Linked DNA regions of Homo sapiens: region 1 is linked to region 2. A link is an interaction called in ENCODE POLR2A ChIA-PET data of the cell type or tissue named here. Cell type or tissue: K562. All regions are shown on one strand. Region 1 overlaps ILF3 (interleukin enhancer binding factor 3). Region 2 overlaps PDE4A (phosphodiesterase 4A).

The links. ChIA-PET counts read pairs that join two places held together with the same protein. Peaks named below come from ENCODE experiments on the same cell type or tissue, not always from the same donor. Only the 100,000 strongest peaks of a DNase experiment are listed, where the experiment ranks them.
Region 1: POLR2A ChIA-PET joins it to region 2 with 6 read pairs; 5 of 35 experiments call an interaction of 5 or more read pairs at or near these places.

The regions. Positions count from the first base shown.
Region 1 is chr19:10,672,952-10,677,951 of GRCh38, reverse strand. ILF3 (interleukin enhancer binding factor 3) reads right to left here. Exons shown (of 20, transcript NM_017620.3): 5 at 642-789. Among named protein-coding and RNA genes, the nearest start is that of ILF3, 21 kb to the right of the region's middle. In K562, no CTCF peak of the experiment used is centred here; no DNase peak of the experiment used is centred here.
Region 2 is chr19:10,448,793-10,453,792 of GRCh38, reverse strand. It overlaps PDE4A (phosphodiesterase 4A), which reads right to left. Exons shown (of 15, transcript NM_001111307.2): 3 at 4,840-4,876; 4 at 4,643-4,713; 5 at 3,141-3,190; 6 at 2,852-2,964. Among named protein-coding and RNA genes, the nearest start is that of PDE4A, 31 kb to the right of the region's middle. RefSeq lists a silencer at 2,579-2,688. In K562, no CTCF peak of the experiment used is centred here; DNase peaks (open chromatin) are centred at 1,912 and 2,692; H3K4me3 peaks cover 494 bases.

The DNA.
Region 1 (5,000 bases), 220 kb before region 2:
GCCAAGCAGAGCGTTTATCTTCTCTGCCATCTGCACACCAGGGGTTTGGATAAGGCCTGAAGACAGGCATGCGAGCGGCGGGCCATGGACTGCGAGCACATTATTAGCGTGAGGTCCAATGATGTGGTTTGAAAAATTGGACAACAGTTTAAAACTTTATCCAAAACTCTGTATCAGCTCTTTGTGCTTCTGTCACTTTAAATGATAAAAGAGCCATGACAGAGGACAAACGAAGAGGCCCTCAGCTCAGCTGCAGCACAGGCTGTTGGTAAACTCCAACGTGGTGCTCATGCAGAAACCATCTGGTTGTCTCATCTTTAAAACCATGGAATCACCAGGGACACTTCTCCACAGCCAGAGAATGGCTCCATAGAAAAGCAACTTCCACATTCATGTTTGAGAACGTTCAAGGATGAAGATAAAGGAAAATGGTGCAGTCCCCTATGAAAAGTGCTACTCACTTTTAGTGCGACTGTTTTGTCAAACTCCCAAGTACTCAAAGCCAACGGGAGATGTGATCTCAGAGTAAAGGTGGTCAATCTACACCGTATACCAAAGCAGTCTAAAACTGAATAGCACATTTGAATAGTGAGGGAACACCACATTTTCAAAGTCCTGCCGGCGTGTCTCGGCCTCCCTACCTCCAGCTAATACTTTCTCCATTTCTTCTCTGACAACAGGGGATGTCAGGTGGATGGTCAGGGACAATGGAGGCTCTTTTGTGTTTTTTATCACAATCGCAGCATCGTCGACAGATTGCAGTATTTCGTACTTGTCTTCTGTTACAGCCTAAAAAATAAAATGCAACTTTCAAAACACTTTCTCCTCAAAGCAATCAACAATTTTATCTGGCTCCACCTATTCCTGCAACAGAAAGGCCAACGTCTTGAGTATGATGACCCGGAAGTGATTTCACCTGGGATGTCAGGGTCTCTCTAATTGGCCAGGTCTTTGGCCACGTTTTGGGTACTTGAAAGAGGGATAACTAGTGAAAGAAGCGATTTCCAAACGGTGCTTAAAAATGCAATGGTAGGGCTGGGAGCCGTGGCTCATGCCTGCAATCCCAGCACTTTGGGAGTCCGAGGTGAGTGGATCACGAGGTCAGGAGATCGAGACCATCCTGGATAACCCGGTGAAACACCATCTCTACTAAAAATACAAAAAACTAGCCGGGCGTGGTAGCAGGCACCTGTAGTCCCAGCTACTCGGGAGGCTGAGGCAGGAGAATGGCGTGAACACGGGAGGCGGAGCTTGCAGTGAGCTGAGATCACACCACTGCACTCCAGCCTGGGCGACAGAGCGAGACTCTATCTCAAAAACAAAAACAAAAACAAAACAACAAACAAACAAAAAAGCAATGTTAGGCCAGGTGCAGTGGCTCACGCCTGTAATCCCAGCACTTTAGGAGGCTGAGGTGGGCGGATCACAAGGTCAGGAGATCGAGACCATCCTGGCTAACAGGGTGAAATCCCATCTCTACTAAAAATACAAAAAAACTAGCTGGGCGTGGTGGCGGGTGCCTGTAGTCCCAGCTACTCAGGAGGCTGAGGCAGGAGAATGGCGTGAACCCGGAAGGCAGAGCTTGCAGTGAGGCAAGATCATGCCACTGCACTCCAGCCTGGGCAACAGAGCGAGACTCTGTCTCAAAAAAAAAAAAACCAAAAAAAAAAAAAAAAAAAAAAAAAAACAAACAAACAAAAAAGCAATGTTAGGCCAGGTGAGGTGGCTCACGCCTGTAATCCCAGCACTTTGGGAGGCTGAGTGGGCAGATCAGCTGAGGTCAGGTCAGGAGTTCAAGATCAACCTGGCCAACATGGTGAAACCCCATCCCTACTAAAAATACAAAAATTAGCTGGGTGCAGTGGAAGCGTGTAGTCCCAGATACTCAGAAGACTGAAGGAGGAGACTCGCTTAAACCAGGGAGGCAGATGCTGCAGTGAGCTGAGATCGCGCCACTACATTCCAGCCTGGGTGACAAGAGTGAGACTCAGTCTCCAAAAAAAAACCAATGGCAAAGAGTTTCGGATCCAGGAGCCAGGAGGAGGAGACCCCCCTTTTGCCCTTTAGTAGTTGATCAACTTTGGATAAATCACTCTCATACAGACTCTAATCTGTATAATGGACTTAATGACACGAACTACACCACAAGGCTGCTGGAAGCCTCAAACAGACGCTGCGGGGAAAGCGGTGGACACTGCAGAGTGGGCATCCAGCCACTGCTACTTCCATGCTGGGATGAGCAGCCAGTGTAGAATAAACCCTGTGTGCAGTGAAACAGTCAGTGTGCAGTATCCTATGGTGCATCTAAACGTATGTACTTGCTGCAAATGCACATCTACAAGGACACTCACGACTATTTTCATTCTTGATACCACCTTCTTATGACTTGACAAAGAAAATTCAAGCTTTTGGCTGAGGGTAGTGGCTCGCACCTGTAATCCCAGCACTTTGAGAGGCCGAGGTGGGTGGGTCACTTGAGGTCAGGAGTTCGAGACCAGCCTGACCAATATTGTGAAATCCTGTCTTTACTAAAAATATAAAAAATAGCCCGGCACGGTGGCAGGCCCTGTAATCCCAGCTACTTGGGAGGCTGAGGCGGGGAGGCGGAGGCTACAGTGAGCTGAGACTGTGCCACTGCACTCCAGCCTGGGGGACAGAGCAAGACACAGTCTCAAAAAAAAAAAAAAAAAAAAAACAAAACAAAGAAAGAAGAAAATTCAAGCTGAAGGAAGTTAAGTAAATATGTTGGGAGGAGAATAAATACATTGAAAAATCTGAAACAGGATTTCTCAACCTCAGTACAACTGACCTTCTGGGCTGGATAATTCTTGGTTGGGGGGACTACTCTGCACATGATAGGGTGTTCATCTCTGGTCTTCACCTATCAGGTGCTGACAGCACCACAGCACCCCAACACCGCATTGTCAACAGACACTACCAAATGTTATCAGGGGAGGAGAGTGATTCACCCCTCTTAAGGAACCACTGAAAATGATTTTAAAAATACCTATTATTTTCATCTTTAAGGAATAATTATTGGCCAGGCTCAATGGCACATGCCTGTAATCCCAGCACTTTGGGAGGCTGAGGCAAGCAAATAGCTTAAGGCCAGGAGCTCAAAACCAGCCAGGACAACATAATGAAACCTCGTATGTACAAAAAATTTTAAAAATTAGCCAGACATGGTGGCACATGCTTGCGGTCCCAGATACTCAGGAGGCTGAGGTGGGAGGATTGCTTGAGGCTGCAGTGAGCTGTGATTGCACCACTGTACCCAAGCCTGGGCAACAGAGCAAGAGACCTTGCCTCCCTTAAAAAAAAAAAAAAAAAAAAAAAAAAAGGTCAGGAGATCGAGACCATCTTGGCTAACACAGATGAAACTTCACCTGGTAAAGACCAGAGATGCTACGAAAAATACAAAAAATTAGCTGGGCGTGGTGGCAGGTGCCTGTAGTCCCAGCTACTCGGGAGGCTGAGGCAGGAGAATGGTGTGAACCCAGGAGGCGGAGCTTGCAGTGAACCAAGATGGCGCCACTGCACTCCAGCCTGGGCGACACAGCGAGACTCCACCTCCAAAAAAAAAAAAAAAAAAAAAAGGAATGGTTTCTCACAAATGTTTTTACTGTAGAAACATTTATGACAATTTACTTCACTTAATATCCTTGCTAGATAGAGACAAGAATAAAGTTAATTTAAGAATTACTACTATGGACGGGCGCAGTGGTTCACGCCTGTAATCCCAGCACTTTGGGAGGCCAAGACGGGCAGACCACCTGAGGTCGGGAGTTCGAGACCAGCCTGACCAACATGGAGAAAACCCATCTCTACTAAAAACATGAAAGTAGCTGGGCGTGGTGGGGCATGCCTCCAATCCCAGCTACTCAGGAGGCTGAGGCAGGAGAATCGCTTGAACCCGGGAGGCGGGGGTTGCAGTGAGCTGAGATCGCCCCACTGCACTCCAGCCTGGGCAACAACAGCGAAACTCTGTCCCGCCCCCACACCCCCCTCTGCCAAAAAATTACCACTATGGGCCGGACACAGTGGCTCACGCCTGTAATCCCAGAACTATTGGGAGGCAGAGACGGGCATAATACCTGAGGTCAGGAGTTCGAGACCAGCCTGGCCAACATGGTCTCTACTAAAAATGCAAAAATTAGCTGGACATGGCAGCGGGCACCCATAATCCCAGCTACTCAGGAGGCTGAAGCAGGAGATTCACTTGAACCCAGGAGGCGGAGGCTGCAGTAAGCCAACATCGCACCACAGCACTCCAGCCTGGGTGACAGAGCAAGACTGTTTCAAAAAAGAAAAGGAATTACCTCTATGCTGATGTACCTTCAGGAGAAAAAAAAAGAAAATTGTCACTAGAAAAATTTCACAGCTTCATCTACAATAGCTCCGCAGAAGTATCTAATGCATTTACATTAGCTCCGTATTTTAATCCTGATCTTTGTCCTGAACCCAAAATCGTCAGTCCCATGTGAAAGAACACAAATCTGCATTGTGAAAGTAAATCAGGTTTTTCTTTCCAAGGAATAAGATTCAAAGATTCAAAGGCTGTGGTGGCTCAGGCCTGTCATCAAGAGTTCAAGAACTGCCTAGGCAACATGGGAAAACCTCGTATCTACACACACACATACACACAGACAATACAAAAAATAGCTGGGTGTGGTAGCACACACCTGTAGTCCCAGCTACTTGGGAAGCTGAGGTGGGAGAAACACTTGAGCCAGGGAGGCAGAGGTTGCAGTGACCCCAGATCAGGCCACTGCACTCCAGCCTGGATGACAGAGCAAGACTCTGTCAAAGATTTATAGATGATTGTACACTTCTTTTTTGCTTATCCTATAAATAAATTCAGGGGGACTGTGTCCTGAGGAGGCAACAGCTGGCAGAGGTTCTGATGCCTCCAAACAGCCCAGCCGTGGGTCTTGGGATCCACTCCTCAGCTGCCCTGCAGCTCTGTCACATCATCTGTCCCACTTAGAGGAGGATGAAAT
Region 2 (5,000 bases):
CTACACAGCGTCACACAGCCCAGACACACAGATCAAAGGGCATGCAAAATAAGGCGGTCACTGACATTTGGGGTCACATGTCCCCAAAATATCAGGCAGCTCTGGGCTCAGACACACAACCCAACACACAACACCATGGTCAGAGCCAGATGATCTCAGACAGGGCCACACAGTGACCCAGGCAAACAAGCCTATACTCAGGCAGACACACACCATCGCAGACACACACACACACATCCAGGCACTGACACAGTCACACCCAGTGAGGGACCCGCAGTCCACCCCCAGGGAGAGTCACACACCCCCAGCTGCCCGCCATCCACGCCCAGCCCTGGGCCACACACAGAGACAGTCACAAGGCTTCATCTCCAGGCCACACACGTGCACAGCTGCACACACAAGCCCACACCGGGGGCCCAGCTCACCAGGATGCCCGCCCACCCCCTACCCTGCACTCTCCTACCTGGTCCCACCAGCCCACCAGCCAAGGCTTAGAGCAGGTCTCGCAGAAGAAATCCACCAAGGGCATCTTGGAGACTTAGCCCGCCTGGGGCTGCTGCACACAGAGGCTGGGCTTGGGGAGTCCCGGGGTTAACAACCACTGGGGAGGGGGTGCCGGGCAGGTGGGTAGTGGAAGGGGGAGCCGCGGAGGGGCCTGGGCCGGCCCAGCAGGGCTGGGGGCTCCCTTCCCCTCCGCGCTCCCAGCAGCAGCCCTGGTTACATGGCCCGCCAGCCCTGGGCCCCAACGGGCCCCCCCGCGGCAGTGGGTGGAGGCGGTGGGGGGTCCGTGCCCATGGGAGGGGGGCAGGGCAAGGGTCCCAGGAGGAGGCTGCGGAGCTCTGTGTGTGCACCCGTGTGTGTGCGTGTGTGCTCACTGCAGCACTGGCAGGCTGCATGGGATGTCAGGTGGTGCTGGGGGTGGGGGGGTATTAAAGGGGCATCAGAGCCCATGGGCCTCAGCCAGAACCTAGGTGGGCTGTCCCCATCAGGACCCATCCCCTCCATGGACACACCCAGAGACAGAAACACACATCCACTTTACACTCACAGATGTACAAACACCCTGAGACACACCTTCCAGGGACACCCACACACATCCAGGCACTTGACACTTGAATATACACAGATACTCAAATGCTTTCTGTTGTACACTTACAGCACACACACACACACACACACCCGGAGACAGTCACAACTCTGATGTCCAACACACTTATAGGTCCACAGCTGAGCATATAGCAAATGCCTTCAGACACGCCCCATCCAAGGGCACAGACCCACATCCAGACCCACATCCAGACCCACACCTATAGACAGACACCGAGATACCAGCCACATTTCTTTTTTTTTTTTTGAGACGGAGTTTTCACTCTTGTCGCCCAGGCTGGAGTGCAATGGCACGATCTCGGCTCACCACAACCTCCGCCTTCCAGGTTCAAGCAATTCTCCCGCCTCAGCCTCCAGAGTAGTTGGGATTACAGGCACCCTCCAGCACACCCGACTAATTTTGTATGTTTAGTAGAGACGGGGTTTCTCCATGCTGGTCAGGCTGCTCGAACTCCCGACCTCAGGTGATCCGCCCGCCTTGGCCTCCCCAGCCAGCCACACTTACAGACACACACTAAACACACCCACAGACACACTTTCCAACCATTGCAAATATCCACTGCCCTTGGACACAAACATATCCCGACAAATCCATAAGGAAATATACTCACAGATGCAAAAATACACACACACACACACACACACACACACACACACACACACACCATTGCAGAAACATCCTCAGACCCATATCCAAAGACACAGCTACATTTCAGATGCTTGATCCACCCTCAGGGACACAATCGCCCTCAGACTGCTATGTTCCTATACAAGCCTCCACCCACTGCTGTAAGCACCCCCCAACAAAGACACTCCCACCTACAGATCATTTCTTGATAGGCACCCGCCCACAAGGGCTGTTACCACTCTCTCCAACTCCAGGAAGCATCATTCACACATACTGCCTGCTTCCTGAATGGTGTCCCCTGGAGTTGTGCAGTGCACCGTCTGCACAACTGTACATGGGAGCATTGCAGTCACCCCTACGGCCCTGCAAACACACACATTCACAAACACATAGAGCTACACATTCAGTTTCCCATCTGGTCCAACTCTCCCCTGCAGACATGCGCACCCCTCTGGCACAGCCCCACACACCTATAACCCTGCATAATTACCCGTGCAAACCTATACACCTACACAAGTACACACTGGCGTGCCACTCTTCAGAATCTATTCCCAACACCCCAGCGCTGCAAATGCGTAGCCAATAAACCAGCGGCTACGCAGACCTATAGCCGCAGATACACCCCCGCAGACCATAAAAGCATAAAACCCCCCAACGGAAACGGTCACCTATTGACACATGTACAACCAGACAGACACACCCCACCCCACAACACACACCAGGCTCCTCCAGCCCTGGGGAAAGTCATAATCTACAGGAGCTTCAAGCCTTGAAGCTGCCGCCCAGGGGTTGGCCCCACCCAGGGACTGACCCCATACCATAGACCCTACCCAGAGATTGGCCCCACCCTCATGAGCCACGCCCAATAGTTGGCCTCGGCTACAGGCCTAACCTAGTGGTTGGCTCCATCCATAGGGCCCAGCTCCACCAGCCCCCGCCCAGGGATTGGCCCTGCCCTAATCAGCCACACCCAGTAGCTATCTCCGCCCACAGGAACAACCTAATGGCTGGCTCCATCCGCAGGCCGCGCCCACTGGTCCCATCCAGCGGTTGGCTCTACCCACTGGCCCCGCCCCCGCCTGCCCCGCCCAGGGGTTCTGCCCACCACCTGCACACCTTGTGCGAGGCCATCTCGCTGACAGAGCGATAGGTCTGCATGGTCTCCAGCTGCTCCAGACACCAGTCCAGCTCCTCCAGAGTCTCCCGGGCCAACTGCTGACACGTTTCTTCTAAGGAAGGGGCAGCCAGGGTAGTGACTGAGAAGGTCTGTAGGCAGAAGCCCAGAGGCTCCAGACCGCCGTGACGGGGTTCGCCAGGTGAGTGGACTGCTGGGTGGGGAAGGGGCTGAGGGACCCCCACTGGGGCAGCAAGGGGGGCCCCTTCCCACCCCTCTGGGCTTAGCTACCTGACAGCGTGGCCTTGCAGACAGGGGTGGGGCCGCCCAGCGGGGACCGCCTGCAGAAAAAAAAAAATGGGGCTGCAATGTCAGCCTGGGTCCCCCCACCAGGTCCCTGCCTCCCGCTTTCATGAACAGTGCCAATTTTCATTTGTCTGAAAACTCACCGTGTCCTAAGGACGCTGCCATGTACTCTGCCTGCAGCCTCAATGAGTCCCAGAAAAATCCATTTTATAGATGTGGAAACTGAGGCTCAAGGAGGTGAAACAGCTTCTTCAAGACCACATGGCTGATCCGCCTTAAGGTCAGGTCCTGGGCTTCCAAGATCTCTGCTCTCTTGCCTAACTCTCCACAAATCCTCCAAGCCCCTAAGGATGTCTCTATCCCCCACCCCCAGAAGGACTGGCAGCTCTCAGCCACATCTCTTGCACTGAAACAATTAAGATCCACTCCTATGTACGCAGGGCAATATTCTAGCACTTTCTAGACATCATCTCCTCTCCTCACAGCAGTTATCTAAGGGAGGCATTATTGTAATCCTCACTTTATTTATCTATTTATTTTTTGAACCAGGGTCTTGCTCTGTCACCCAGGCTGGAGTGCAGTGGTGGGAACACAGCTCACTGCAGCCTCAACCTCCTGGGCTCAAAACTATCCTCCTGCCTTAGCCTTCTGTGTAGGTGGGAACCACAGACACATGCCACCATGCTGGGCTAATTTTTTTTTTTTTTAGAGACAGGGTCTCATTTTGTTTCCCCTGGGCTGGTCCTGAACTCCTGAATTCAAGTGACCTCCTGCCTTGGCCTCCCAAAGTGCTGGATTACAGGCATGAGCCAGCACGCTTGGCTGTGATCATCACTTTGCAGAAGGGCAACAGAAGCACCATGGAATGCCATTTGCCCAGCAACTTGGTGTCAAGACCCAGGGTGGGCCTGGGGACTGTGGCTGTGGCCTCACCACCATGCATCCAGACCCCTAAATCTTTATTTATAAAAACCTCTGGGCCGGGCGCAGAGGCTCACACCTGTAATCCTAGCACTTTGGGAGGCTGAGGCGGGTGGATCACCAAAGGTCAGGAGTTTGAGACCAGCCTGGCCAACATGGTGAAACCCCATCTCTACTAAAAATACAAAAATTAGCCCGGTGTGGTGGTGCATGCCTGTAATCCCAGCTACCCGGGAGGCTGAGGCAGGAGAATTGCTTGAACCCGGGAGGCAGAGGTTGCAGTGAGCCAAGATCGCACTACTGCACTCCAGCCTGTGTGACAGAGTGAGACTTGATCTCAAAACAAACAAACAAACAAAAAACAAAAAACAAACAAACAAACAAAAAACACCTCTGTGTCTTAGGCACTTGACCTGCAATGGCTCTCTGGCTTTCTGGGAGCTGTTGTCTGAACAGAGGTTCAGAGAGGTCACCTGCCTGCCAGAGGTCACACAGCAGGGCTGAGAGCAGAACCCGCATATGCTTCACCTTATGATCACAGCTGTTGCAGCCCAGCCTTCACTTACTTGTTACTGGGAACGGGCACATTGGTCAGGAGTGAGAAGTTGCTACGGACGCTCCGGAGGCTGGCCAGCACCTGGGATGGGGAGCGGCAGTGAGGAGTGGGGTTCCCCTAGAGAGGCAGCGGGGCTGGGCCCTGTCCCCAAGTGTGGCGGAGCATTGGAGCCCCTTCTCTCCTTAACCATTTGGGAAGAGGTCTCACCTGAGCAAATGGTGTTACGATGAGGTCTTCAGCGTGCCTGTGATTGAGGACAGAGGCAGGTCAGGGGTCCGCAGAGAAGCAACTGTCTGGGGTAGATGCCCTGTGAGGCTGGACCCAGGGAGGCTGAGAGGGAGGGAGGGGACTCTGTGGGACCTAGGGAA